Regions from separate parts of the Mus musculus genome. Here region 2 is linked to region 1. The links are chromatin loops, found by intact Hi-C in ENCODE. Cell type or tissue: heart. All regions are shown on one strand. Links, peaks and the distances in the headings refer to the core of each region. The heading gives the core; the rest is flanking DNA. Region 1 holds the start of Cltc (clathrin, heavy polypeptide (Hc)). Region 2 holds the start of Vmp1 (vacuole membrane protein 1).

Region 1 (15,016 bases), core at 3,975-11,974:
GGGTGTCTTAGAGGCTAAAAGAACTTGCTGTTCTTCTAGAGAAGCAGAACTCAGTTCTTAGCATCCATTGTCCTCTCCTGGCCTCCATGGTTGTGTAAAACATGTACAAATCCAAGCAGACAGACACATCTGTACACGTGTGGTGACACCTGCCTTTAATACCAGCACTGGGCAGGCGGAGGCAGGCAGTTCTGTGTTTGAGGGTGGTCTGGTTTATACATAGTTGTTTCAGGTCACACAGATTTGCACAGATCCTGTCTCCCCACCTCCCAAACAAAACGAAAAACAAAACCTTGGGTTATTTGAGAAGGTGGACTAGCAGATTTACTTGGTGCATAGAGTATATATGTAGGAAAGAAATAATCTCAAAAGCCTAAAATCACAGGTCATGGAAACCCGTGGAGTGGGAACTATAGAACATACTGATTTGTTAGGAATGTCATTACAGCTTTGACATAATTGTGAGAATATTAATAAAATCCTCTCAATCTCTATTAAGAGGATTATTATGGGAATGTGTGATCTAATTAAGGCATGAAGTTGAAGAGTTAAGATAGTGGTTTTAGGGGGGGTTTGCCCAGGAAAGAATGGAAACTTGCCTTCAAATTACTAAACAAAAGGAAACAATGTTATACATGACTAATCATTTCATTAAAAAGAATGAACCTTAATAATTAAATGCGATTTCTTTTTGCAAGAAAATATCTTAATGAGATTTCCAGTTTTTATCTTCATTTCCTGTGCATGTGTGTGCTACAGAGTGCATATGGAGAGCAGAAGGGCTCCTCGTGGGATTTAGCTCTCTCCTTGCAGTCTGTGGTTACCAGAAATTGGGGCTCAGATCATCAGCCTTAGGAGCAGGCACCATTATCCACTAAGCCATCTTGCTGGCCCGAACAAATTTAAAATGCAATCTTCAGTCTCTCAAAGATTTCCAAAATAATTCTTACTATTTGTTCACTGCTTTTACAAATTTAAAATACAATAGAAAATTTCCCTTGTGAAGTCATTTAAAGATCAAATAATGTGTCCAGATAAAAATACACCTGCGTTCCTAATGTAAGATGACTTGATTTTTCACTTAAAATGTATGAAATGGGATTGGTTAATCCAAACTATACCCTAACATCAGATTGATGTTTATGTTACATATAAACTGGGTTTTTGGTACTAAGGATTGAACCTCTGCATACTAGGCAAGCGTTCTACAACTATTAGCAGACATCACCAGCCCCTGGAAATGTAAATGATTGTTCTGTTAAGTCCAGGTGTGGTATTGGCATGCTAGCATAGTCTTCAAGTTAAGGGTAAAATAATCAATGAATATGATTCTGGCTTGAGAAGGTACATGAGTTTTAAGCTGGGTTATCAAGAAATAGGACTTAACTGAAACAAAAATTAGAGAAAAGGAACCAGAGTTAAACAATGGGAAAAGTTCTGAATATACTGAGAGGGGCTTTAAGAGAGGTGTTACAATTTCTAGCCTGAATCCTGAGTAAACACTCAGTATGTCAACTAATAGTGTGAGTGCCATTCATTTTCTTGAAGTCAGAGTCTCTCAGACTCAAGTTCATTATGTACTGAGGGTGACCTGGAATTCCTGATTCTGCCTGTACTCCTCAAATCCTATGATTACAGGCATATACTATCACACTGATTTTATGTGGTGCTGGATAGTGAAGCCAAGGCTTCATGTTTGCTAGGTAAGTACTTCTACCAGCAGAACTATATATCCCCAGCCTGAATGCCATTCTAACAGAGAAAGCCTTTTAAGTCTGCAGAGATTTTCCGTTGTAGTATGTAGTCCTTACAGTCCATCATTGTGTGCCAGTGTGTTCCTCCAATTAATTCCCCTTAAAGAAATAAATACATTTTTTAATCCTCCCTTAGTAATGAGGCTTATCTTACCATATCTGAGCTAGAGGCTGAACTAGATAGTAATTAGAATTATATAGAGACTGTTTATAAGAGCTGGGTTTTTGTCAGATTGGTTTTTATTTAAAGCGTCTCTATATTTGTGTAGGTAGTGGACCTTAGAACCTTTTATGGCTCTTGGTGTTAACAGGGCTGGCTCAGAAAAAGGAAAAAAAATTGTAATCATTAAGTATGAGGTAGGTTTCTATATTTGTTACTTTTCTGTAAAATCTCTTTGTGATAAAACAGCATGACTCAAGGCAATGTAAGGAAGACAGAGTTTACTTTGACTTACAGTTTCAGAGGCATAAAAGTGGCAGGCATGGCGGCAGCAGGGAGCCATGAGGTCACATCTTGAATGGCAAGCCTGAAGTAGAATGAACTAGAATCAGGGTTAAGTCATACTCTCAATGTCTGCCCAAGTGATGATCTACTTCTTCTAGAAAGAATATGCCTCCTAAGCGATCCCAGACAGCACCACCACCAAGGGACCACACACCCAAATGCATAAGCCTAGGAGTCACATAGCTCTCTTGACTGCTGAGCCATCTCTCCAGTCCCGGTTATGTATTTCTCATTCAAAGTATTACAGCTTAGATCTTGAATGCCATGAATTTTTAAAATCATTGTTATCACAGAATGAATAGAAGCTTTATAGTTGTATTAATGGACAATGTAAAAGTTAGTTACTTAGAACATGAGCAACCAGGAAAAGCCAATCATTGTGTATATAACATTTTCATGGTTTTTCCCCCCTTCCCCAAGACTGTATTGCCTTGGCTATACTGGAACTTGCTTGTAGATAAGGCTGGCTTCAAACTCAAAGAATTGCCAGCCTCTACCTCCTAAATGTTGGGATCAAAGAAGTGTGAGTTTTGACAGTATAACTTTTTTGTTTTATTTTAGATTATTTATGTATATAAGTGCACTGTTGCTGTCTTCAGACACAACCGATGAGGGCTTCAGATCCCATTACAGATGGTTGTGAGCCACCATATAGTTGCTGGGAATTGAACTCAGGACCTCTGGAAGAGCAGTTAGTACCCTTAACAGCTGAGCCATCTCTCTAGGCCTCAATTTTAATTAATTAATTAATTAATTAATTTGGGTTTTTGTTTGTTTTTGTCTTTGTTTTTTTCGAGACAGGATTTCTCTGTATAGCCCTGGTTGTCCTAGAACTCACTTTGTAGACCAGGCTAGCCTCGAACTCAGAAATCCATCTGCTTCTGCCTCCCAAGTGCTGGGATTAAAGGCGTGCAACACTGCCTGGTTTCAATTTTATTTTTAAAAAACCAGTTGTGGGAAGCCACATTAGCCATTACAAGGTAGCGCTGGCTACTGTTGGCCACCACGTATAAGTTTGGGTAAACAACCAATGTGTACATATGCAGTAAAGTTTTTGCCAAGTCACTGCCTGGCCTGGGCATGATGAGGTTCTATGAGGTTCTGAGAGTATAACCAATCGGATGAGAGACATGTAAATGAGGTATGATAATGAGGTTCTGTGAGGTACTGAGAGTATAACCAATCAGATATGAGACATGCAAATGAGGTAGAATGCATAATCAATCGGGGTGTGAGACGCACCTCTCCTAGGCCTATATAAGCAGCACCAGTATAAGGGCTCGGGGTCTTTTCGCCTCTGCAATCAAGCTCTCCCAATAAACGTGTGCAGAAGGATCCTGTTGTGGAGTCGTTCTTGCTGGCGAGTCAGGCGCTCACACCAGTCTTGCTGTGCATTTGTGGAATCTCGAAACTTGCTATTTAGACCAGGCTAGCTTCTTAATTCACATTAATTCTCCTGTCTCCATCTCCCAAGTGTGGGAATGTAGGTCAGTGGTAGAGCACTTGCCCAGTATGTGGTGCCTAGCCCTGCCCCCTCCCCAAGGTTTTTCTTGTGCTCTAGGTTTGGTACATACTAAAGTCACAATGTTTGTTAGGAGTATTATATAAAACTTCATTGTGGTGAACATATGATGTGTTAAGATTCAGAACTGCTTTCCTGTACCAATTTTCTGAACTTTAAAAAAATATCTTGCCAGGCAGTGGTGGTGCATACCTTTGGGAGGCAGAGACAGGTGGATTTCTGAGTTCAAGGCTAGCCTGGTCTACAGAGTGTGTTCCAGGACAGCCAGGACTACACAAAGAAACCCTGTTTGGAAAAAAAAAAATCTCTGTGTACGAAGAGAGGGTGTTGGATCCCTGAAGTTTCAGATGATTGTGAGCTGCCCAATGTGGGTGCTGGGAACTGAACTCTGATCCTCTCAGAGAATTCTTAGCCGGCAGCCCCCACCGGGCTTTTTTTTTTTAAGCCTTTAAAAAAAATTTAACATCTGTGTATTTGACATTACAGAAGCTGAAAAATATTTAAAGTCATAAACTAGGTTATAATTCCTTAAAACTTTATTACTGATTTAAATAAAACTTTACTAAGTTTCAGTCCTTAACTAGTCTGCCCTGAGGTAGTGAAAGCTTACTACAACTTGTTACTGAGAACTATTTGAGTGTGTCAAAACTGATTGTTAAAGGAATAGGTTTGTGGGTCATAGTTTGCTTTGACCTGAAGACAGTAATAACTCAAGAAAAAGACAGTTCTGCATATATAGAACTGGGGAATATAGAACTGGGGAGATTACTTAGAGACAAAATGCTTGGTATGTAAGCATGGAGACTGAGTTTGAGTCCCATTCAATAGTTTTAAAAGTTTTGTTCTTGCTTTTCTTTTTTTTAAATTGGCACACAGTGCCATATTTATAAGTATGTGCTTATAATCCTGTTCTTGGAGGCAGGAGTGACCAAAATGAGGCGAACAGCCCCTGAGAACCATCTGAGGTTGCCTTCTGGCCTCCATGTTCACAGATTTAAGACGTGGGCGGGAAAGCCACGTAACAAATCATTCCCACTACGTACTCTCATTGCCCTTTCAATAGAACCTCTCCAGCTTTTGTGACCTGTTACTGGGTGAGGAAAAAGATGACTGACATTTATTGATCATCAGATTCCACAATGAATCTACTATATATTTAAACCAATGTTCTAAGATGACTTTTTGGGGTGAGGTAGTTTTTGGTTTGATTTTTAAATTCATTTTATGTGAGCATACTGTAGCTGTCCTCAGACACATCAGAAGAGGGCATCGGATCCCTCTACAGATGCCTGTGAGCCACCTTGTAGTTACTAGGAATTGAACTCTGGACCTCTGGAAGAGCATGCAATTGTTTTAACTGCTGAGCCATCTCTCCAGCTTGGGGTGAGATATTTTAAGAGCAGAGGTCTTACTTGGTAATCCAGGCTGATCTGGAAACTACTATGTAGTCTAGACTGGCTTCAAACTCAAGGCTGATCTTCCTCTTGACTTAGCCTTCCTAGTGCTGGGATTAAAGGTATGACCCTCCATACTGCCTGAAATGACCTCCTAAGAGAACACCAAGCTATTCCCTCTGCCAGAGTCTGTTAGAAACTGGAGGGACCTGTTTAATGTGACCAGAGTCAAGGTCAGTTCCCACAAGATTAGTCTTAGCCTTTCATTTGGAATATACTTGGTGCTATTTTAGTGAATACTCACTGTACATCTTATTGCCATCCCTGATCCATTATAGAACTTGTCTATAGGGTATTCAAGAACAGCTTGACAGTGAAAGAAAGATATAAGCTCAGGTCCATTTCAGACTAAAGTAGAAAGGCCATATTGCTTTGCAAATGTTTTTTGTCCACTCTTTATCCTTGTTGAGGAACTTTGCCTATAGTCTGATCATACTGCACTGAAACACAGTGGGCACTATGTTGACCAATCCCTAAGACTCAAGGGAGATTCTCTTTCTTAGTGGCAAGCGCTATGGTTCTCTTTTATCTTGCATGAAAAGCTACAATTCTTATCAGTAGCTCTAAGGGGCTGAGGTATTTTAAAGGTGCTGTTTAAATGGTGAAACCAGAATCTTACCTGTATAATTCCAAAGTGTCTCTTATGGTTTCTAAAATCTGAATTATATTTGGTATGAAGCATTAGAGTTCTACTTTCCAATTAATCATTGTCTATCTGATGAATGTCTATGACTTTTACACTGCAATTAGTTCAAGCTGTTTTTAGAAGGCTTTGGGATTGCCTTAAGATGAACTACTATGGAGGAATCCTATAAAAAGGTTTGGCTTTGGGGTGGGGACAGTGAGGGAGAGACAGTTTCTCTGTAGTTTAGGCTGCCCTTGAATTCCCCACAACCTCACCCACAGAAGATGAGGCATAAGCCTCACTCAGGGAAGTTCAGAGACTACAGGTGTGAGTCATCATGTGTGGCTATCAAAGATTTTGTTTTGAGGCAGGATCTCATGTAGCTCAGTCTGTTCAATATAGGAAACCAGCCCTGAATTCCTGACTCTCTTCACTATTATCCTGGCTTCCCAAGTGCCAAGTGCTAGGATTACAGGCATGTACCAGCACACCCAGCAGAAAAGTGGTGGGTTTTGCTTTGTGTTCCAGGATGGTTACACATCTATAACCATTACAGAGTTCCTGGTATAAAATATAGAACTGGCGAACAATACAGTTTTCTTGTGTAGATTTTGAGAAACTACAATTCCTCAAAATAACATACAAAGCAATGTTTTTGTTATGGCGCTTACTATATAAGGGCCTGCTGTTGATAACTCTGTAAAAATAGCTTCAAATTCATACCTTGACCATTTAGTACATGACCTCTTTTACTAAAACAGGGCAAACTAAAAGCCAGGGTGATGACTCATCCTTTGCAGCAGTCTGTTTGGATAAAAAAGTTACTTACACAGGATAGCAGGATTTGTTTTAGAGCTTATCAGGTTATCTATTTTAAGGTAGTGCTTAAAACCACGCCTTTTAGGTATAGCTTAGAAAACTTAGTGCCTCAGTGTTTGGGATTTCTTTTTTCTTTTTGGTTTTACATGATAGGGTTTCTCTGTGTAGCCCTGACTGTCCTGGAACTCACTCTGTAGACCCGGCTGGCCTCAGAGATCCGCCTGCCTCTGCCTCCCGAATGCTGGGATTACTGTGTTTGGGATTTCTAAACCAGGAACTGTCCTTTCCCCTGTCTCTGTCCTGCTGGAAATTTAGCCAGCACAATCTCATTATAATCATCTTTTATTACAGCAAATTACTGATCTTTAAGAGGCATGCCAGTTTGGAGCTGTTCTAGTTTGGGGGAACAAGGTCCTGCTATGTGGAACTCTAGATCTTCCTGCCTCAGAACCCTCCAGTGTGAGGATCACAGGTGAGCACCACAGTGTCCCCAGCATTGGGTAGCATTATCATTTACACTATTTTTCTCTTGGAAAAAAAAAGGGGGGGGGGCATTAACTGTTTAAGGTGCCTTTGCTGAGTGAAATCTGCTTAGTCATTTTAGTTGCTTTTACTGTTTTTCTCCAATACTGCCTTTCATATTTAGGCTGAGAGGAGAATCTGGCAGGCAAGGCAGCAGTCCTATTAATAAGCAGAATGATTTGGGATATCACCATCTACTTTTCTTCTTTCTAAATGATTTCTGAAAACAACTCATTCTTGAAATTTCTATGTGTGATGACAAAGCAGTCTCAGCGCACTTTTTGGTTAGGTATTCCACACCAAGGAAGTAAAATCAACTGCTCTGGGGATTTGAAATGTCCTTTCATGCAGGGTCTGTATGAAAATACAAGGCCCTTGTCAATAAATTGAAATGTGGTGATCTGTTCATGGTGAAGCTCTTACATCCCAAATTCTGAGATTGAAAGTGCAATTCTATTAAGCTACTGACATTTCTGTAATAAAACAGTAACTCCCTTAGGATTTTAATTTAAAATTTGCCCACCTCTAGAAAAGGACAAAGTCTTATGAAAACAATCTTTTCAAACATTGCAGGACAGGGCACATTCAAGTGCTTAAGTGAAATTATGTAAACACAAAACATCCTAAATATGGTGGCAAGGCTCTTCTTCAAGGGTCTGTTGTCTGCCTTCTCACTTGCCTGGTTCTCCTCTCAGCCCAGATATGAAAGGCAGTATTTGGGGGGAATACTAAACGCAACTGAAATGACTAAGCAGATTTCTCTAAGCAAAACCGCTTACGCAAAATTATTGTACACCCAGTGGTTGTCTTATGTTCTTTAGGTTGAAAGGGGCATTGAAAGTAATTTCCTCAAGAACTTTCAGGGGGATTAAGACGAACTATGTGGAAATGAACTCTCTAAATCTTCCTTATATTGGTGCTATTGTGAGACATTACACCTTACACTTTAGCAAGAGCTCTGGGGCGGCTATTAATCGCTAATGAATGCTGCAGATAGCTTACTGCTGTAGGAAGGCAAGGTGCTCCGGTTTTGAAGGGCTTATTACATCGCCCACCCTGTAACTACAGGTAATGGTCCTACTACCATGTATGACTAACAGTCAATCCCTCAGCTCCAAGACAGCCCCTGAGGTTTCTTTCCCTAGCCATCCTTTGATCTACATCTTTTAAGCTTTTTCCTGTGGCCGAACCCTCCAGTTCTCGAAGGCCAAACTGATCTCTACACTAGGCTGATCTAAGTCCACCAAAATGTCCGCGGAAGCGCTCTCCAGGGGCCAGCAGGAGATTCTTCTCCCATGGCCTTCCCTGTCCTTTGAGATGGTTTATCTGAGGATCTCGAGGAGCCATCCGGCTCTCCTGGCGTCAGAAGGGCGTGCGTCAGGGCAAGGAAGCTTGCAGCTCAGTACGGTCCCCCTCCCTGAGGTGTCAGCAACCACCCACTGCGCGAAACCAGGCGGGGGAGGCGCGCCGCAGCCAGCCGCCCGAGGAGCTCTGCGGCGGGGCCGTTTCCCTTAGTCACCGCGGCACCCACGCCGCGGCCTTCTCCTCAGGCACTCGGTGTCCTCACGCCCAGGCCGCCACGCCGGCAGGGGGCTCAACCGCCACCTCCTCCCCAGGAGCAGCGGCCAGTATCTTGCCTCTCGCCCTCCACTCTGGCAGCCTTCAACCGACCCTTCCCTACCCGCATCACGTGCACCGGGAAGTGCGTGGGTGGGTCTTACAGCGCCTACGGAAATGACGTAGTTCGCCCCGAGTCGCATGATGTGGCAAAATGTTAAAAAAAAAAAAAAGTGGGAGGGGGGAGGGGAGAAGGGAGAAACCGGAGCCTGGGGAAAGTGATGAGTCTAGAAAAAGTAGTCCCTCGGTTCCTCTGTTTCCCCGCAGCCGCATCAGCGAAGAGCGCTCCGCGCACTGCGTCCCTGAATCCCTACGCCCGACCGCGGCGCGGCGTCTGTGGAAGGCTACATAAGGCGGACGGCGTGAGGAGACTGGGCGGAGTTCTGCCTCGGGATCCTTCCGCAGGGCTCAGCCGTTTCCGGAGTCTGCGCTGCTCCCGGTTCCGCCATTGCGGCTCTCCCGGCCCCTGGAGCCTCCGCCCCCGACCCAAGCTCTCTCGTCTGCCTGCCAGTTCCCTGCGTCCCCGGAGAGTATCCCTCTGAGCCCAGCCTCCCCTCCCCTTCCCCGTCTCCTCCTCTCCCTTGGAGAGCCCGGGCAGGCACTGCCCTGCAGCCCCAGTGACAGGAGGAGACCATACTCCCCGACAGCGCCATGGCCCAGATTCTGCCCATTCGCTTTCAGGAGCATCTCCAGGTACGTGTGAGTCGGGGCTGCTGAGGGACTTTTCGAGGGTCGTGGGAAGGAAGAAGCTAGCGGCCTGGCCCGAAAGGGATCGAGAGAAGGGGAGTGGGGGGTGTCGGTATTTGGCATAGGTGGAGGAAGGACAGTGTCTTAAAAGCTTAAAGGGTTAAATGATATGAGACTAGGATGGAAATGACGAATCGGAGTGCAAAGGGCGGCGAGGCCAGGCCTTACGTCTGACGACCTCTTATTCTGCTTCCTGGATTGCAAGAACTGCGCATACCAGACCCCCCTTCCCATTTTACTCAGTTCATTCATTTGGGTAGGGGCTAGGTGGGGGAGCTTCTCGCGCGTTTCTCCCAGAGCAAGATTTCTCGTTAACCCTGAGCGACGCGGGGCTGTCACCTTCCCTTGGTCTATTCCCATTTCTACATCGAGTCTGCACCCAGGAATTGTGTGGCGGGTGGGTTGGGGAGGAGCTGCATCCTCCCTCTGCAGCTCACCACTGAGAAAGGCACCTTGGGGTTAGGGTAGCAGTGGCTCGTGGCTTGCCTTCCCTGAATCTATAAGGAACCGAAGGTCACACTCACTGAAGGAACAGAAAGAAGATAGAGGGGCGGCAAGGGGCGGTGTCAGTCTCGGTGCCTGGGGTCAAGGTCCCAAGGGGAACGCGCATATTTTTCCTTTCTTGGTTTCTTCAGAGGGTTAGTGTAGCTCTTAGGCTCACTTTGATTCTTGCAGGTAGGGAGAGTTATTTAGAGGTTATTTATGGCCTTTTGGAATTTAGCAGGTAGTTGTGGGATTACGGCAGGAGTATGTCTCACAGGACTGCGTGGAATTCATCAGAGCCGGGTTTAAGTGCATACCTGCTCTGTGTCAGTACCTAACAAGTTGATCTGTAACTGGCTCCTTTTTAATAGTCTGGGGCGTCCCCCCTCCGCCCCCCACTGCACCTTATCCTGGAGTCAATACACCATTGTCTAACCTGGCAACCTGCCAGCAGTTGGCCTAGGCAGGTGACTGTTGGAGGGCTTCGCTGAATTACGCTTCTTCTGAACTGCTGATTTTCCTGGTTCACTTGTCCCGACTCTTTGACATCATAATTTATTCATATTAATTTACTTTCCCTCAAGTATCCCCATAAAGAAATCTGCTTTCAGCTGCATCTTCTGAAGGGCTAATTTCATGAGGGGGAGGTGCAGTGATCCAGTTCAAATATTGGTAACTTATTGAGTGCTTTATCATTGAAGGCAATCTGATTTACTTTTCTTCATTGATATACATAAAAGATGTTTGATAATAAAGAGGGTTAACTAAAATTTAGCACCAAGTAAAATAATTAAATATTTCTTTATAGACTTTACCGTGTTGCTAACATTAACGAATTATTTTACTTTAGGACTTCTTTGCCCATTAAATGACTTGAATACATTTTCTTCAGTCATCACTAGTTTTCAAATAATTCATCTGATTTTGGCAATAAGATCTCTATTTTGTAAAGGTCTGAAAAATGTCAAGTGACAATGCTGACAGAGAAGTTAATTTTTGTTCTCAATTCAAGCTTGAGTTTCCTCTGTTAAGAATATAAAGTGTTAGGAAAGCACTGTTCTGGATGTTAGTGGACAGTGGGCTCTTCAGGCTGAGTTAAGAGGGAGGCAGCCTGTGTACACTAACAACAGAAAAAAATCTAGCTTTAATTAATTGCTTGCTTTAATTAATTTGACCATGATTTGGGTTGCTGTTTTTTCTTCTCCCATCTTTGGGATTAACACTTGGCCACACTGAAGTTACCAGAAATAGCTTTCTGCAAATATGTGTATAAACCTTACACAAAAGAAGCAAAGACAACTGCTGATGACATGACCGTTGCTGGTGATTTGAGTAATAGTTTTTCATTTCTATTAAACTCAAGACCAGAATTGTTGAATGGTCTTACAGACTGGAATCCAAACTTGTCACTAATTAAAAACAGATTTAATGCAGGTGTGGCATGTGAGTAGCAATTTCTGCAAATATTTGAAACTGTTTTCCAAAATTTAAAGATTTTGAATATTTATAAAATAGCTTTACAGATACACTTGAAGATCTCGGATGCTTATTTTCTGGAGGACCTCATTACACTTTAGGCTTTGGCTGGTAGGATCCCACTCTAGTAGATAGAGTCAGGTGTGCCGAAAGGATAATGTATCTTCTGATCTCAGACTTTTATTCCCTCTCTTTTAACAAACAAACATACAGTGTAAGGATTATTCCAGTTGTCATCTTAAGTCTTTGATTGCCCAGCCTCTGCCATTCTGCTTAGAAAACAACTTTCTAAAGCATTTAGGAGAACTGGGAAGTAAGGAGTGTAGAGTTCACTTGTGAAAGTTAACAGCAAACTCTAAATTAATTTATTTTAAACTTTTTATGAGAATGTTGCAAATAAAAAATTGCTATTTATTTTCATATCCCTTTGTGCATTTGTTTAGATGAAGATCTGTCATCAAGGCTTGGAACTATATCACATAATTTTGATATTTTATGTGATGAAGGAATTTTTGTTGAGTTGCAGATTCTGAACAAATTCTAGGCTGCAGAACTCAGAAAGTTCAGTGCCAGCCAGCAAAACCCTGTCTCAAAGGACAAAACAACAAAACCCCACTGCCTGCAATTTTCAGTTCCTGGCATATTAAGCATTTTGCAATTGACACATTTTGTTGAGCATTTGGATACTTTTAATTTTCATTTACAAATCTTTCCACCCCGTTCTTCTCTCTTTGATCCATAAACACAGACATGCAATGTGTTGCTGAGTTGAATAGTAGGATTCTTAAGAAGGTTTTGGTTTCAAAGAGAAAGCAGTAATAGATGCTTAGGAAGACTAGAAGAGCATGCCACCTGGAAGTAGACTCTAATCTACCGTGGAAATAGTTTAAATGAAGACCGATTCCCTCCCCCCCCACCCCCCCCAGAATTTTCTTAAAGGTTAGTTTACTCAGCTTTAAGGAGTTTGGCCAATTTTAATGAAAATACTTGTGCCCTGTTTGGGATTATACTTTAAGGTATGCAAAACTATGGTTTTCACTTTAAAGTCTTGGGAACTTGGGTAGTGTGCTGTTGGGACAGTTGTTTCTGATAAGTGAGGGCTAGAGAGTGAGGAGGAGAGCAGTCCAACTTCTGTTGTGTGCTGTGTCCTCACTCAGCCCTTGGTCCTGTCTCACATTAACAGTGGAAGACTAAGGCTGGAGGCCGTACTCAGGGGCCATAGTCAGAATGGGGTTTGGATCGCCTCTTCTGTTTTTAAGACAGAGTCTTAACTATATCGCACTGTCTGGTCTGAAACTTACTATGTATAACAGGATGGCTTTGAACTGAGATCTGCTTGCCTCTGGCTCCAGCGTGCTGGAATTATTGCATATTCCATCACACCTGACCATAAATCATATTTTAAAGACAGTGTCTTGCTAATGTTGCCCAGAGTGGATTCAGATTCAAAATCCTCTTGCTTCTCAGCCTCTTGAGTGCCGGGGTTCTAGGCCTGCATCATCATGCCCTGCTGCAGTGATTGCCTTTAAGAGATGCTACAAGGGACCAGAGAGGTGCTCTGTGCTTAAGAGCGACTGTTAACTCTTCCTGAGCACCTGGGTTTGGTTCCCATCACATACAGACAACTCCTCATCTCCTGTAACTCCAGTTCCAGGGGCTCTTCAGTCCTCCAAGGATACCAGGCACACATGTAGCACACATAGGTATATGCAGGCAAAATTCTCATGTACATAAAATAAATAAATCTAATTAAAAAGAGAGAGAGAGAGAGAGCAAGAGGGTTGGAGAGATGGCTCACTGGTTAAGAATACTGACTGCTCTTCCAGAGGTCCTGGGTTCAGTTCTCAGCAAACACATAGTGGCTTACAATCTCTGTAATGGGATCCAATGCCCTCTGAAGACAGCTACAGTGTGCTCATAGACATAAAATAAATAATTCCTTTTTTTAAAAATAGAACAAGAAACTACACAGATTTCCTACTATTTTCTTTCCTGTTGGACTTTGGCCTAGAGAAGAGATTTTCCTCTTGTTTAAAGTATGATTAGTGATGTGATACAGTGAACAAAGGAAGTCTTGGGGCTGGCTCAGTGAGACAAGTTCTGACTATCAGAAACATGTGATGGTCATAAGTAACAGGGAAAATATAGGTGCAGTTCATGTTTTATTTAACACATTATACCCAAGATACTATTTTAGATATATTCAGTATAAAATTAGCTAGTTGAAATTCTATTCAAAATGGCCATTTTGTATTCAGACATCTTGATCTAGACCTTTTCTTCATGGGAAGTACTTGGTATGTATTTAAAGATTATATGCTTTATTGTAAGAAGACCAAATTTGCATGGCTGAATTATTTACTTACGCTTTTCTGTTTTGTTTTATCTTGGTTTAATTTCTATTTTTTGAGACAGGGTCTTAACTATGTAGCCCTAAATGCCCTGATATTCATGTAGACCAAGCTGGCCTCAAACTCAGCAGCCCACCTGTCTCTGCTTCTCTTGCATTGGGATCACATGTGTGCACCACCTTACCCAACCCTTCTGGAGTTTTCTAATAGTTGACTTGGTTACTGACTGTTGGTTATTTGACTTGGAGTAATGGAAAATGAGTCACAGTAACCATGTTTCATGGGCTCAGTGTGTGGTGCTGCATATGGCCATGTGTAGGAATAAGATAGTTGGGTTTTTTTTTTTTTTTGTTTTTTGTTTTTTTAGAAACAGTGTCTCATTGTATAGACTGTACTAATCTGGAATTTGTTAGTCTCCCTGCATCTAGAATGATTGCAGCCTGTGCCCCACTACATCCTACTGTCTTGTCCTCCCTACCCCTGGGTTTATCTGTATAGCCCTGGCTGTCTTGGAAATTGTACTGTAGATCAGGCTGGCCTTGAACTCACAAAGATCCACCTGCTTCTGCCTCCCACGTACTGGGATCGAGGGTTTGCTCCACCACTGCCTAGCTTGTTACTTATTTTTTTTAAGATGGGGTGTCTCTTAGCTGTAGTCAAGAAGGCTGGTCTCAAGCTCCTGATGCCCCTGTTTCCACATTCTTTAAGGTGGTAATGGTGAAGTGAACATGCTCACCGAGTATGTGAGAAATAAGTTCATAGTTGATAGTTCCTTTATACTAGAATGAGTTAATTTTATGTATATGCCTTGCCAAAACTACATGAAATCAGCTTATCTTGTAAGCCAGTGGCAATCATACTTATAGGTGTCTTCCATCAACCCATGAACTCTAGTTAATGCTATTAACTTGAAGATGGCCAAAAGCTTGGATTTTAATGTATTAATGCAAAGTACACCTGTCAAATGTGGGTTCTGAGTTTCTTTTGTGTTATGGGAAGTATTTTTTTTTCCTACTCTGAAAAACTGTCAAACTTAATTTGACAAAATCAAACTTTATTGACTATTACAGCCACTTGAATATTTAAAAACTTGTTAAACATTTTATTTTCATCCCTCTGGATAGTTCAAATTAGCCTCCTT
Region 2 (15,016 bases), core at 3,451-11,450, 75 kb after region 1:
GATTGGTCCTGTACCATTTATGCTTCCGTAGGATAAAAATGCACTAAGCACTTTAACTTGGAGACTGCCTACAGTTGTCTTCATCATTCTGCTTAGTTCCTACTTACGGTCTTACTTTCCTTAACATCATTTATAGTTTTAAAGGATATAAGGAACTTGGAAATCACTGTCAATCTTTTAGAACTATCAAGAAAAATGAATTCTAGCAAACTGTCAAGAAAGCTTTATGTAGGCAGGCATGCTAGTGCATGTTTTTAATCCCAGCACTGGGAGGCAGAGGTAGGAGGACCTCTGAGTTTAGATCAGCCTGTTCCATAGTGAGTTCCAGGCTCAGGGATACGGGGAGAAAAAGTGCCCTAAAATAATAAAATTATTTAGGTCCTGAAATTTCTAGGAGAAACTGGCTGGGTACAGTTACAGTCCTTTAGTTCCCATAAATTCTCACATTTACACTTTGTAAATCCTTATCACTTCACAAACTCACAGGTCTCACTGTTAAAGTAGAGGAATTTTCAGTTTATGAATTAGAACAGCTGTGAAATACCTTAGCCCAGGTGGATCTGGAGAAATAAACAACAAAATGCTACATAGATCATAAAATTTCAACTTTGAAATAGAAATGAATTTAGAGAGTAGCTGGGTATGATGGTTCATAACTTCCATCCCTCCCAGGTGGGAGGTCAAGGCAGGAGGATTTCCACAAGTTAAAGATTAGCCTGAGCTACAGTATGAGACCACCTCAAAAAGTCCAGCTAGTTAATATCTAAATCAAAATTGCAGTGAGTCTATGCAATGATCTGTTAATAATAAAAAGAGGTTAACAGCCATTCAAAAAGTAGCAGCAGAAAAAAATTACAATATGATTTCTTGAACCAGATCCTCAAAAAGGCAAAGGACAACAGCATGGTTTGAGAAAAGAGTAATCAACACACAGGGGCCTAACTGTACCTGGGAAACGCAGCCTCCTTCTCACCCAGCGTCATTACAGGCACTGTCTCACTTCCAATCTGTTTGAGACCCTATCACTCCACAGGAGCATTTAGAGAATGTATTTTTATTCTTGAGACTTCCTTTTTCTTTATGTACTCTTTGGATGTTTGAGGACTTGCCTGCGTGTATATATGTATACTGTGTATACCTTGTGGTTGAGAGGGTGTTGGATTCCCTGGAACTGGATCTGGATGCTTGTAAACTGAGATCCAGATACTAGAAACTGAACCAGCATCCTTTGCAAGAGGAACAAGTGCCCTTAATCACTGAGGAATCTCTCTACCCCTTCAATAGTATTTTAAGCTCAAGATATTAATGGTCTAGTACATGATAGAGGAACATGGGAACAGACTTTAAAGTGGGACAAGAATTAAGCATTTATTGTTACTGACAGGCTCCATAGTCTTCGGACAGAATCTCCATCAAGCAAAAGCTTATCTAGTAAAGTTTTAGGTGGCCAGTAACTTCATCAATTAGTTCTACTGGTCCTGGCCCAATTCCCAGGACAGTTCGAGAACCTGGTTCAATCTGAGTACGTCCAGCATCTTGGATTAAACTTACAGTCAGTCCCAAGGTTTTTGCATGGGTGAGTAATTGAATGAGGGTGTCTTCATCTGGAGCTTTGACCACCACTTTGGGCTGGCCACAGTACTCCCACTCTTTGAGCACTTGAGGGCTTCTCCTTTGAGTCTGCTTGTAGGCAGACACGGCAGCATGAGAACACTGGGCAGCAACCTTCCCTTTCCCCATTTTAAGGTCAGTTCGAACCACAAGAATCATTTTGTATTCCCCACTCTCTCCCAAGATGCTTGCTTCAGTTCCAGTCTCTGTGTCTCTATTTGCCTCACTTGTTGAGTTCTGGGGGAACATCCCAAGGTGGCTCCGGAGGCCCCAGCCCAGGCACATGCCACAAGCAACTCCAGCAGCCAAGCTGAGTGTACCAGGATGAACCAAATACTCCATAGTCAAGAACTTGGAGAGCATCTTAAGAGAAAAGAAAAAAGGTATTATCTAGAACTGAAGTTTCACACTATTCAGATAAGTTACCCACAAGCAGCAAGCAGTATTTTAGAACCAAACTAAGTCATGCAGGATTTTATGCATGGACCCTGTTTCCATCCATCCCCAAGTACTAGTTGATTCAAAGACCCACATGAAATAGTTTTGTTCATTTTCAACAGTCAGCAAAATTTGTTTAAAAACCCCACTATAGGGCTGGAGAGATGGCTCAGCAGTTAAGAGCCCTGAGTTCAAATCCCAACAACCACATGGTGGCTCACAACCATCTGTAATGGGATCTGATGACCTCTGCTGCTGTGTCTGAAGACAGCTACAGTGTATTCACATACATAAATAAATAAATCTTTAAACAACAACAAAACCAACCCACTATACTATTCAGTCTTAAATTGTGTGGAGTAAAGGAAATGATGGCTTGGACAACATGCCTAAAATATCCAAAGCAATAAGAAATAACATTCTGCTCCTTTCTGGAAAGCAGTTCAGATCTGTGTCTTCATAACACAGTGGTCCTCAATGGAGACAGTACAGTGTGGTTCTCATTATCACAGTAAACCTGTGGAAGGTACACTAGGCCACGAATCGATGCTGTAAGCAAAGTTGCAGCATTAGAAATTAAAATTAACATGGATAAGAAACTTATCCAAGGTCTTAACACAACTTCATGTTATATCTGAACAAAAGTATTTGAAGTAGGGCTCTTAAATTCAGGTTTTTGTTTTTTTTTTTTTTTTTTTCCTAGAAGTGTAACTATCCTGCAGGCATTTCTCTCCTTCCCTCCCTCTACAGGGCTCTACTCTACAGTGCCCTGCAATCCAGACAGGCCTTGAATTTACAGTCCTCTGGCCTCAATCTTCCAATGCTGGGATTACAAGAATGAGCAACAAGCCTGGCTTGGATTCCTGTTTGTCATCAGTTTCTTCCTGTAGTGTAGTGTAGTGTAGTGTAGTGTAGTGTCCAAGCATTTGTATGCATGAAGTGACCATTTTTACAGCGCTTAAGTGACACCCTGGGAACTAAGCATGCACAATCTAAGTGGAACTGATGAAAACTCATTTTTTTTTTTTTTTTTTTTTTTTAGTTTTTCGAGACAGGGTTTCTCTGTGTAACCCTGGCTGCCCTGGAACTCACTTTGTAGACCAGGCTGGCTTTGAACTCAGAAATCCACCTGCCTCTGCCTCCCAAGTGCTGGGATTAAAGGCGTGCACCACCACCGCCAGGCTGGAAACTCATATTTTATCAAAAATTTCCCTTTTATTACTCATAAAGACATGTTAATATATGGCAAATATAATAGATTATAAATTACCAAAGATTTTCACTTGAGAATAGCATAGCAGTACAAACTATTTCTTAAAAACATTTCATAGCTGGGTGGTGGCAGTGATACACACCATTAATCCCAGCAGTTGAGCAGATTCCTGAGTTCGAGGCCAGCCTGGTCTACAGAGTGAGTTCCAGGACAGCCAGGGCCACACTGAGAAACCCTGTCAGAAAAACAAAAACAAATAAACCAAAAAAATTCACATACCACGACATTCACACTATCAAATGTAGATTTTTTTAAAAATATTTTTTCAAGATAAGGTTTGTCTTTGTAGCCCTCGGTGTCCTGGAACTAGCTCTGCAGACCAGGCTGACATCAAATTCACAGAGATCCACCTGCCTCTGCCTCCTGTGTGCTGGGATCAAAGGTGTGCACCACTACTGCTTGGAGATATTCATACTTTTAAATTAGACTATTCTGATTTTTTTTGTTTTATTTTGCTTTGTTCTTTGTTTTATGAGATGGTTTCACTCTATAGCCCAAGCTGACCTCGTTTCTGTGTATGTCTCCTGCCTCATACTGCTGGCATGTTGTTGGGTTAATATATCCTTGTCTGTTTCCAGGCAACTAAAGTGCCAACAGTTGAGTCACGATGGGATCCCAGCAAGCTGAGGGGCTTCTGCCCAGCACAGGGAACTTCCCATGACAGAAGTAAATTCTGTAGAGGCAATGGGGGTTGATCCAGGACCTCACCCAGGCTAAACGAGTGTTCTACCACCAAGCTGTATGCCCAGACTTCTTTTTACCTTTTATTTTGAAACAAGGTCTCACTATGAACCAGTCATCTTTCTACCTCTCTTTCTCAAGTAGCTGGAATCACAAGCCTGGCACAAAGCTGCTGAAACAACTAAAACTTATTGACACACAAGTGTATTGGGTAGAGCATTAATCCTCCACTAGATTGTATTCCTATAGTACTTGAGTCAAGCAATGATAGCTTGAGTCCAGGGCTTTTTTCTTTATGATACAGGATTTCATTATGTAAACCAGGCTAACTTCATATTATAATTCCTTTGCCTGAGCCCCGGGCCTCCCTGGCATTGGAGCTACAGGCATGTCCCACCACAGCTGACTCTGCTTTGTTTGATTGTTTATTGTTAAGGTGGCTTTTGAAAGTGGGTCTAACATAGGCCAGCTTAGCTTTGAACTCCCCAGGAAGCCAAAGCTTACCAAACTGCTTATCTTCCTGCCTCCACTTCCCAGGCACTTGTGCTAGGAATCAAACCCTGCATTCATGCATGTCAGACAAATACTCTACCAAATCTTTAATTACAGTTCTTAGTCACTATACAGATAAATACCATAAAACTCATTTATAGATCAGGTAGGCACATGAACTATATAGTTCAAAACCAGGACAAAGTTTATAGTAGAAACTTTAGATGGTTCAGCTATCTATTTAAATCCAAGTGAATTAGTAATTACAAGTGTGTTAGAGTCTGTATATGTGCTTTGATTATTCATAGGGTTATATGATGTAAGTATTAGCTCCCAAAATGAGAGGTCATTTTATAATGCAAAGACACTGATCTGGATGTAGGATTATTTAAAGCATAAATATTTTCTCAGGGATACCAGCCACATGGTTGGTGTGCTGGAGTTCTAAAGACAGTAACAATGAAAAAAAGAAGCAACAAATGATGGTTGTCTGGATTAGACTTGGTTAGAAGCATAGACCTTCCAGAGTGCTGAAATAAATCCCAATGAGTAGATAAAAGCCTGACTTTCCTATTAGATTGGCTAGGAAAATCAGAGAGAAAGAGACACCGAAATGTGTATATAAAGAAAATGCACTTAGCCAGAATATATCTTTAGTGTTTGAAGCAGAAACTAAAAACTGATGCCTCTTATTTTCTTAAAGAAAAATGAAACATCAGATATGAAAATATAACAAAGGTTTGGAATAGCTATTAAGGTGAATAAAGAAGTCTAACAGAACTGTGATGGATTTAGGCCTGGGAAGCCATATTCTAAATGTACGACCGTACAGATTTCCCAAGAAGGATCCACTCCAAGTCTAGGAATAACAGGCCTCTCTGATGGATAAAAAAGGACACCAAGATAGAAAGGAACTGGCAAGGGAATGTTTGAAAGCTATGGTGAGTCTATGTGCGTGTGTGTGTGTGTGTGTGTGTGTGTGTGTGTGTGTGTGTGTGTGTATGTGTGTGTGTGTAGCATAGGTGCATACAATACAGATAAGAATGTGTGGAGGTCAGGACACTTCCTTGGAAATGTGTTCTCTTCTTTCACTATGTGGGCCCCAGGGATTAACTTGAGGTTGTAGGCTTGTCTTCACCTGGTGAGGAGGCAGCTCACTGACCCTCTTCTCTCCCTCTCTGCATGCTTGGGGTAGACTCTATAGTGGTTCTCAACCTTCCTAATGCTGTAACCTCTTATAGAATTCCTCATTTTATAGTGACCCCCAACTAGAAAATTATCTCATTTTACCTCATAACTATAATTTTGCTACATTGTATGCTAGGAAACATAATATAAATATCTGATACACAGAATATTTGATATATGACCCCATATGAAGGGGTCACAACCCACAGGTTGAGAACTACTGCTCTTGCGCCTCCTGCATGTTAGGCAAGGACTCTCTGAGCCTCATCCCTGCCTCTGTTTACACTGCACCTTGCTAAGGTTGCCTGGGCTGCTCTTGCCATGGTCCTTTTGCCTCAGCCTTCCCAGTAGCTGGGATTCTAGCTATGTATCCTGAAACCTAGCTCCCTTTTCATAATCTTTTCAAAGTAAACATTGTCTGCCCATTTTAATGAAGAAAGCATTCAAAATCCAAAACAAAAGATGGGGGAACAGAGAACCTAAGACCAAGAGAAGTTAAATACAACAAATGTTTGATAGCTGCCTGCCAGGTAGAATTAGGAGTCCTCACAATTTCTAGGTTGTAAAATAAGCAAATCAGATTTGGGGAAAGTTAACGTCTCTACATAGCGTCTATTACAGGATGGGTAATATACTATTCTATCCAAACTGCTAAAGAACCAGACAGGCTGTCATTGCTACCACAGTTCTTTCTTTTTGTGTTTCATTCTTGAGTTTTGTGCACCACTCCCTGCTGACTTTTAAAACTTTAAACCTTCCTCTGAGTTATTTAACTCAACTTCCACCCACTGCTCACCTGACCTTTCTCACAGTTTGCAGTCTCCTAAGCAAAACTACCTATTTGCCTGGAAATATGGATAATATTACACACACGTACATAGTTGGCCCTTCTGTCTGTCCCTATGCTGTCCAATGTGGTAGAGATTAGTGTCACAGAGCAACATATGGCTAAATATTCTTGATCTGCCTTTTCCTGGAAACGGCAACTATGCCTTTGTTTCCAAAGGCTATTACTGACCACCTTGCAACCATGTCTTACTTCAGAGGGTTGTTATGACCAACTTATGTTCACTTTCCGCTGCTATTAACACTGTTTATATGCCAAATCCCCCATTTGGAAACCAATACTCCTGAACTATAAAAATCCTTATTTTCCCCATGTCCAGTGCTGATCTCTTGAACACTGCCTTTTGGGAGAAATAGTCCGTGTAAACGAATAATAATAATAAAAAGTTTGCTTTAATTAATCTGGCCATGATTTGGGTCAGTGGTCTTCCACTTCGAATCCATGAGATTAACAATAGCTTCAGAGTAGAGCGCTTTGCTCACCATGCACAACGTGCATGCACCGCAATACCAATAAATAAAAATACTTTTGAATCCATCTTTAGAATTCTTTTCCTTTTCCAAGCTGGGCTCAACAATTCGAAGACGGATATTTAAAATGTATAGTGTGAGGCCTGTTCTCCATTTTTTTCACGCTAGGGTAGCGTATCAATGCCACCTCTAAGAGGAGGTGTTGCCAGCGACTAAAATTCTGGGTTCTATCTTGGCTTCTTCCAAAGGTTTGCAGAGTAGGCAAGGCAGGCAGCAGCCACGGGGCGGAAGACAATTTATGAAGTAGCTAGGGGGAGGCCGACCGTGGGGTAAGATGATAAGATGCTTTTCAGTAGAGCCATTAAGAACTACACTCCTCTGCACCGTCCTAGAAGGAGTCGAGACTTACCTGGAGCTCGTCTCGCTCACCTCGCAGGTCTCCAAGCCAGAACAAGGAACACGCTTCGCGCGCGCCACCTACTCCTTCCGGGTTTCCTGAAAAACTAGTTCCGGATCAGAAACTACGAAGCGCAGTCATCCTTCTTCTTGTCACACCCACAGAGCCCGAACCGAGAAAGCCGAACCGAAATCCCGCGAGGAACCTCCCGGTGGCCGAAAGGAGGGGGTGGGGGTGGGGGAACGTTTCTCTTTTGGAGGCGGGCTCCTTAAAGGAGCCGGACCGGAAGTGACGCGAGCGAGTTCCGGTTGGCTGGAGCCCAGCGGCGGGTGTGAGAGTCGGTGTTGTGAGCCGCTTCCAGGATCCTGCGATCCGGAGAAGCCGGGGTCTGAGCGGGTAGGTGAGCGAAAGCGGGGAGTCCGGAGCCCAAGCCGAGCTTTCCCACAGCTCGGCCGCTTCCGCAGCTCCCGCACTTGGGTGATGCAGACGCAGAACACGCTGGTTTCCACTTGAGATGGCTCAGGTCACTGCTGACTGGCTGTGTCAGCTGGCGGTGGCCAGGTTATGTGGGACACCTCTCCGCGCTTGGTTACCGGGACATTGAACCCAGACACTCGCGACAGTTCGTTCCAGACCTGGAAGCCGGCTTTGGCTTTCTCAGAGAACCTCACTCCCGAGCTGTCCAGAGCCTTGGGTTAAATGAAGAGGGTCTTCGCTGCTGCTGATTCTCAGGACCTTTCAATGGGTTTTTCTCCTCCCGGGCCACTAGCGCAGTATGCTAAGTATATCTCCGAGAAACGAAGGTATTCGGGTGTACCGACAGTGCAGAGTAGTCAAAGGAAGGGGTCATTACCTCTCAGAGTTATTGCTGTGGACCCACTCAGCTTTTCCTAGGACTGTCATTTAAAAAAAAAAAAAAAAAAAAAAAAAAGAGGGCTCTCCGCTTTTTCCAAAACCTTGATCCCCAACATTTTTATTTCCCCGCAGTGGAAGTACTTGCAGCAAGATAGGGACTTAAAGGTCTTTACGATTCCAAACAGTGTATGGGCTTAGCGGGTTAGGCAGCTATGGGTTGCTTATGACCTCCAGTTGATTTTATGTAAACATCTTTTGCTTTTCTACTCCAGCAAAGAATCCAGGAATGCATAGATCGGCTGTGTATGTGTCTATTGGCAATGTCATTCCTTACCTTTCAGTTCTTTCTTGACGCTTGTGAGAGGTTTCGTAGACAGATTGATCATTTAGAGAACCTTTTCCAGTGTTTCTCTTGGCCTAATGAAGAATTTAATTCCAACTGTTTTAGTTCATTTTTTGAGATGGGGTTTCTCTGTGTAGCCCCGGCTGTTCTGGAACTTGCTCTGTAGACCAGGTCCACCTGCCTCTGCCTCCCGAGTGCTGGGTCCGGCTATATTCCAGCTGTTATTGTCTGAGAATTGTGTTGTCCTTGGGTCTGATTTTAGGGAAGAAGCTTATTTACTACGCTGTATTTTTGTATTGGAGGTGATGTTTTTGTTGACCTTTGGGAGAAAGATGCTGGCGTACCAGACACATGATCAGTTGGAGTAGATGCAAAGTGATTCTGAAGTGGGAATCTCTTCTGCTTAACTTATTTGCCTAGGTTATCTAAAACACAGATGCATTTTAAGGGGTTTATCCTTGGATACATTTAACAATACAATTAAATCCCTGAGGCACGCATTCCAGAAGAAAATAGCCACATATCTGAACTAAGCTGGCAAATGGTTTGGTGCTGTTTCCCAATTTACCTACAGCTAGTTTAAATCTGTTTGTTTCCTATTGTTTTTAGTTTTGAGTTCTTGAACTGTTTTACACTTGTCAGTTTTGTTTTGTTTTGGGTTTGTTTATTTGTTTGTTTGTTTTGTTTTTTTGAGGCAGGGTTTCTCTGTAGCCCTGGCTGTTCTGGAAGACAGCCTGCTCTGTAGACCAGGCTGGCCTTGAACCCAGCTAAATCCTTTCTTATCTGCTGTTTGGTGTGTTATCCCTGGTTTGTTTGCTTGCTTGCTTTTTGTAGTTGTTTTTTTACTTTTCCAACAATTTTTTTCTTCTTTCTTTTTTCTGTTTGTTTGTTTGTTTGTTTGTTTGTTGTTGTTTTGAGACAGGGTTACTCTGTGTAGCCCCTGGTGTCCAGGAACTCACTCTGTAGACCAGGCTGGCCTCAAACTAGAAATCCGCCTGTCTCTGCTCCCAAGTGCTGGGATTAAAGGCATGCGCCACCATGCCCGGCTTCCAACAATTTCTTAATGTTGGCTCAAATCACTACTTTTTAGGACTTCTAAGGTCATTACAACTCATTTTATTTTTGAGTCAGGGTCTTATTATATAGCTCTGAGTAGCCTCAAAGTCACAAGAGATCCACCTGCCTCTGCCTCTTGAGAACTGAGATTAAAGGCCACTGTACTCGGAAAGATAATTTATTTTTAAATCAGATGACCTGGATTAAAGTCTGAGCTCCAGCACTTACTGAGTGATGATTGGCAAGTTACCCGGCATTCAGAGCTGCTCTAGATTGTGTTGATAAAAGGACTCACTTTATTTCATATGACTGTCATTGTGTCTAGTGAGATGGTATTTGTGAAATCACTTTTTGTTTAGAGAGCTAGAAATACGTAACTGTAGAATATGTTACTTTGAAGTATTGCAAAACTTGCTGATTTATATCATGTTTTTTATTAACCTGAATATATTATTACCCATATTTATAGTGATAGTTTTTGCCCTACTTTTGAACACAAGAAAGCCAGCCAAGAGTGGCCTGAAATTAGTCATCTTAGTTAATAAGTGACTAGAAGATGAGCATAGCTATGCATTTAAGAGTTTAAGTCTGACTTTTCTCAGCAATGTATTATCAGTTGAAAATTCCCAAGTACAGAAGACGTTTTTGTTCTGGCAGAACACCAATGAACATAAATTAAAAATTAGTCAAGTATAATTAACTAATCATTAGAAGTTGTCTACTTTTGCTTACATTTAGTAAGAATCATTATTTACTGAAACCAACATTTTTGAATTGTAGTTACGTCTTGTGAATCCATGGTAGCACCTTCTAGTTTAATAGAGGGGAACCTTAGGACCCAGAAACAATCAGTAATTGGCTGGCCTGAGGACTTCTAAAGTAGGCAGAGCCAGAGCCTGACCTAGGCTGAGTTCCTAAGTGTTCTTTCCATTCTTATGAAGTTGTCCTCAGGCATCCTGATAAGCTTTAGCAATAGCCTAGTTTATGTAATACTGTTTGCTTTGTATGAAAGAGGGTTGTGTGTTGTATGTTTGTGCTACCCTCCCTTCTTTAGTCTTGTAAATTGTAGAGACACTAACTTCTTAGTGAGAGTCACAGGAAAAGAAAGCCATGGTGTTTGGAAGACTGGGATAGGAGCGTATTGCGCTCAAAGCCAGTCTGGATGTACTGGATAGTAAGACCCTGTCAGAGGAAAAGATTAAAAGTCTTCAGTAGGATGTAGTAAGGAAAGAAAATTACTTATATTTTCCAGAATATTCTCAGTCCACAATCACATTCTATCAGGTATTGTGAAATGTCACTTAGTAGTAGTGACAGAGTTCCTGTAACATATCTCTTATTGAGTGTTACTGATATATAGGAGAAACCTGTATTCATTTTTTCCCTCTTGAGATAAAGAACTTTTTGAACGACTGTAAATCTGATATTCTATTTTATTAATTTTTCATCTTCAGGGTCATTTCTGTAACTGCCATTCTAGGTAAAAATCCATTATAGAAGAAGGAGTGATGTGTTTTCAACCTTTACTTCCACTAACTTCACAGAACCCATTTAGTTTCTCCTCTGCTGGGTATTACAGTGCAAGCTCTGCTCGAGGCTCCTAAGTGCTATGGATGGAAGTGAACTCTAGACTAGCAAACCTGAGAAACCAGAAGCGGTGAAGCAATCATAACTTCACTGTGTAGTTCTGATAGCTAATAATCTGCTTTCACATAGACATGGGGGATTTTCTAGAGTGAAGTTGTTAGGAGATACTGCTCAGAATTGAACTGTTGTGTCAACTGTTGTGAGCGCAACTGCTGGCTGTACCCCAACACCTAGACTGCTCTCTCCTTCTCCTAGCTGGCCCGGAACTCCTGATATAGAGCAGGCTGGCCTGAAAGGTACAGAAATCTACCTGCCTCCAGAGTGCTGCGTTGAAAGGGGTGAATTGTCACTCCTTGCTTAAATAAACTTAGAGTGTGTTTTCTCTAGAAACTCTTAATTTGTTTAGGAAGGTGACTTTGAATAGAGTTTGCTGAACTGAAGTTATGTAATATATAAATCCTTAAATAAAGCTCATTTTAAAGTATGCTCTATGAGGAGCTGGAGAGATTGCTAAGCGCTGGCTGTTCTTCCAGAGGACCAGAGTTTAATTTCCAGCACCCACACGGCAGCTCACAATTGTCTGTAACTCCAGTCCCAGGGGATCTGCCACTCTCATACAGACATACAAGCAGGCAAACATCAATGCCCATAAATTAAGAGTAAGTCATTTAAAAATATGCTCCTTGAATATTTGAGCAGGAGATGCTTTTCTGTGCCATCTAAAAGGTGATATTTGAAGTTTAGGCATATTTAAGTTAAGCAATGACAATCCCTTGAGTAATTTTATTCCAGTGTATCTCCCTGTAATTACTGCAGATGTTGGTGTCTCCTGACTCTGGTGTAGATTGTTGTGGCATTCTCTCTCCTTTGTGGATTCTTTCAGGGTAGCTATAATCTTCATAGCTTATCTGGAAGAACCAAACTAATAACGAAAGGAATGGGAGTTGAAGGTCAGGCATAGTGGTGCTCACCTTTAATCCCAGCACTTAGGAGGCAGGGGCAGGTTTATCTCTGCGTTCCAGGACAGCCAGGGCTACACAGAGAAACCCTGTCTAGCGGGGAGGGGAGGAAGGAGACTGGGACTTGAAACTTTGGTTCAAATTCCATGTCAATTACCATGCCACCTGAGTTGGCTACTTAACTTCTTGTTATCTTGGTTTCCTCCTAGGCTGTGAAGTCAGTGCCCTTTCTTTGTGTTAAGGGTCAGTGAGTAGATTCAAGGCAAGCATTTAGAGCAGCGCCTGGCATCTGGCCGGCCCGGAGTGTGGTTGCCATTATTTTATGGACCACTGAGCTGTTGCTGAGAACTCTTTCCCAGCCTTTTGGAAGGCATGTCATTATGTTATAGCTTATTTCTTGCCATTTAATCATTACAAATGCAGTTTCAATAAGTAAATACCTCCATGTTCATTTTTTTGTGACTATTTTACAGCATGTGTGGTTCTTTTTTTTATTATTTATTTATCGTTTTTTTGAGACAGGGTTTCTCTGTATAGCCCTGGATGTCCTGGAACTCACTCTGTAGACCAGGCTAGCCTTGGACTCAGAAATTTGCCTGCCTCTGCCTCCCATGTACTGAGATTAAACACATGCGCCACTACCCGGCTTTTTTGGGGGGGCGTTGGTTTTTGTTTGTTTGTTTGTTTTTTAGGGGTTTGTTTTGGTTTTGGTTTTTTTTTTTTTTTTTTTTTTTTTTTTGGATTTTTTCAAGACAGGATTTCTCTGTGTAGCCCTGGCTGTCCTGGAACTCACTTTGTAGACCAGGCTGGCCTTGAACTCAGAGATCCACCTGCCTCTGCTTCCCAAGTGCTGGGATTAAAGGCGTGTGCCACCAAAGCCCAGCTTATATGTGTGATTCTTTTTTTTCTTTTCTTTTTTTTTTTGTTTTTTGTTTTTTTTCGAGACAGGGTTTCTCTGTGTAGCTCTGGCTGTCCTGGAACTCACTTTGTAGACCAGGCTGGCCTTGAACTCAGAGATCCACCTGCCTCTGCTTCCCAAGTGCTGGGATTAAAGGCGTGTGCCACCAAAGCCCAGCTTATATGTGTGATTCTTTTTTTTTTTTTTTTCCTTTTTTTTTTTTTGGGTTTTTCGAGACAGGGTTTCTCTGTGTAGCTCTGGCTGTCCTGGAACTCACTTTGTAGACCAGGCTGGCCTTGAACTCAGAAATCCGACTGCCTCTGCCTCCGGAGTGCTAGGATTAAAGGCGAGAGCCACCACGCCCGGCTATGTGTGTGATTCTTACTGAAAAAAAAACCAAAAAAAAAAAAAACTTATTTTGTAGTTATTCCCTTGTCATTTTTTTATTATTGTTGATAGTCTTTTTGTTTGTTTGACTGGTTGGTTTTGTCTTTTGAGACAGGGTTTTTCCTTATTGCCCTGGCTGTCTTAGAACTTGCTCTGTAGACCAGGTTTGTCCTGCACTCATGGAGAGAGAAATGACGTCCACTGCAGCCGTGCAAGGATAGAGGTGAAGATGGCCTAAGCTAGAAGGGTGACCAAGTTGGAGAGAAGATGGCTCAGCAGCAACAATGAAGTTGCTTGTCTCACAGCCTGAGTTCAGTCCCTAGAGTTCACATGGTGGACAGAGAGAATTGACTGTCACATTGTCCTCTGACCTTCATATGCACTCTCTGCAAGGCCAATCCGCTGTCCCCACCCCACCAACCATAAATAAATGTTTAAAAAAGATCTAGAACACTGTGTAGATATACTTGAAAAGGAACTTGATTTTGAATAAGAGAAATGATTTTTTTTTTAAAGTCAAAAAAGACTAACTTCTGGGTTTAGTAACTGGTGGGTGATTATTCCAGGTAATAGGAGAAGGAAAGTTTGGGTAAGGCCATGTTTGTTTAATATAGGTTAGGTAGAAGCCAGATGTATTTGTGCATAGCCTTAATCCTAGAGGCAGAGAGGTAGGTGGGTCTATAAGTTCAAAACCAGCCTGATCTATAGAGTGAGTTCCAGGATAGCCAGAGCTAAACAGAGAATCCCTGTCTCCAAAAGTGTGTGTGTGTGTGTGTGTGTGTGTGTGTGTGTGTGTATGTATAGATAGGTAGATAGGCAGGAGAGATAGCCTGCTACTAAGCTTAAGGCTCTCAGGGACCCACATAATGGAGAGAGTATCAACTCCTGCCGGGTTGTCCTGACTCTCACATGCCCACTGTGACCTGGGTAGTACCCTCCCCTATAACACAAGTAAATAAATGTAATAAACCTTAGAACAAGGATGGAGGTGGGCATGAGTAGGAAAGGGTTTGAAATTTGAGGTGAAGGGTCATCCTAGTCATAAAATGATATACATAACTCTGGAGGTCAGAACAGAACTATAAATCAAGAAACTTTTAAATCACAGGACCAGATAAGTTAACAGGGGAGATAGGGAAAGGAGAGGCCCAACACCAGATAAGAAAAGGCTATGGCCTGGCATTTGCTGCCAAGCCTGGCAACTCAACACACATTCGGTAGGGAGAGAAGTAACTCTTGCAGGTTTCCCTCTGATCTCCCTCACACACTGTGGCACCTTCCAACTCAGCACTGGGGGAGTGGTGAGGGGGTCCTTGAGATAATTCAACAGGTGCTTGCTTCCAAACCTGCCACCTGAGTCCGATTCTCAAAACCCACATGTTGGAAGTAGAGAACAGACTCGTATTCTGATCTGTACACGTGGGCTGTGGCATACACTGAACAAATGAAAAGAAAAAGAAAAAGGAGAAAGAATGGTCAGCTGTGCAAAACTGATGTGGTGGTGGGGCAGGAGAGATGGCTCAGGAGGAAGAGC

The links. A loop is a pair of places that touch in the nucleus more often than their neighbours do. Peaks named below come from ENCODE experiments on the same cell type or tissue, not always from the same donor. Only the 100,000 strongest peaks of a DNase experiment are listed, where the experiment ranks them.
Region 2: a loop joins it to region 1, with 3 times the contacts of the local background. A loop is called at or near these places in 7 of 42 quality-filtered maps.

Annotation. Positions count from the first base shown.
Region 1 is chr11:86,751,743-86,766,758 of GRCm38, reverse strand. It overlaps Cltc (clathrin, heavy polypeptide (Hc)), which reads left to right and starts at 9,192. Exons shown (of 32, transcript NM_001003908.2): 1 at 9,192-9,511. The coding sequence starts at 9,470. It overlaps Gm42085 (a long non-coding RNA gene), which reads right to left and starts at 9,046. Exons shown (of 3, transcript XR_880101.3): 1 at 8,883-9,046; 2 at 2,210-2,281. In heart, for the core only: a CTCF peak has its summit at 8,795 (motif pointing right); DNase peaks (open chromatin) are centred at 8,888, 9,188 and 10,438; H3K4me3 peaks cover 3,984 bases; H3K27ac peaks cover 3,793 bases.
Region 2 is chr11:86,676,517-86,691,532 of GRCm38, reverse strand. Vmp1 (vacuole membrane protein 1) reads left to right here and starts at 7,697. Exons shown (of 12, transcript NM_029478.6): 1 at 7,697-7,793. Ptrh2 (peptidyl-tRNA hydrolase 2) reads right to left here and starts at 7,459. Exons shown (of 2, transcript NM_001098810.3): 1 at 7,410-7,459; 2 at 1-1,974. The coding sequence starts at 1,974. The coding sequence ends at 1,429. In heart, for the core only: no CTCF peak of the experiment used is centred there; a DNase peak (open chromatin) is centred at 7,612; H3K4me3 peaks cover 2,881 bases; H3K27ac peaks cover 2,086 bases.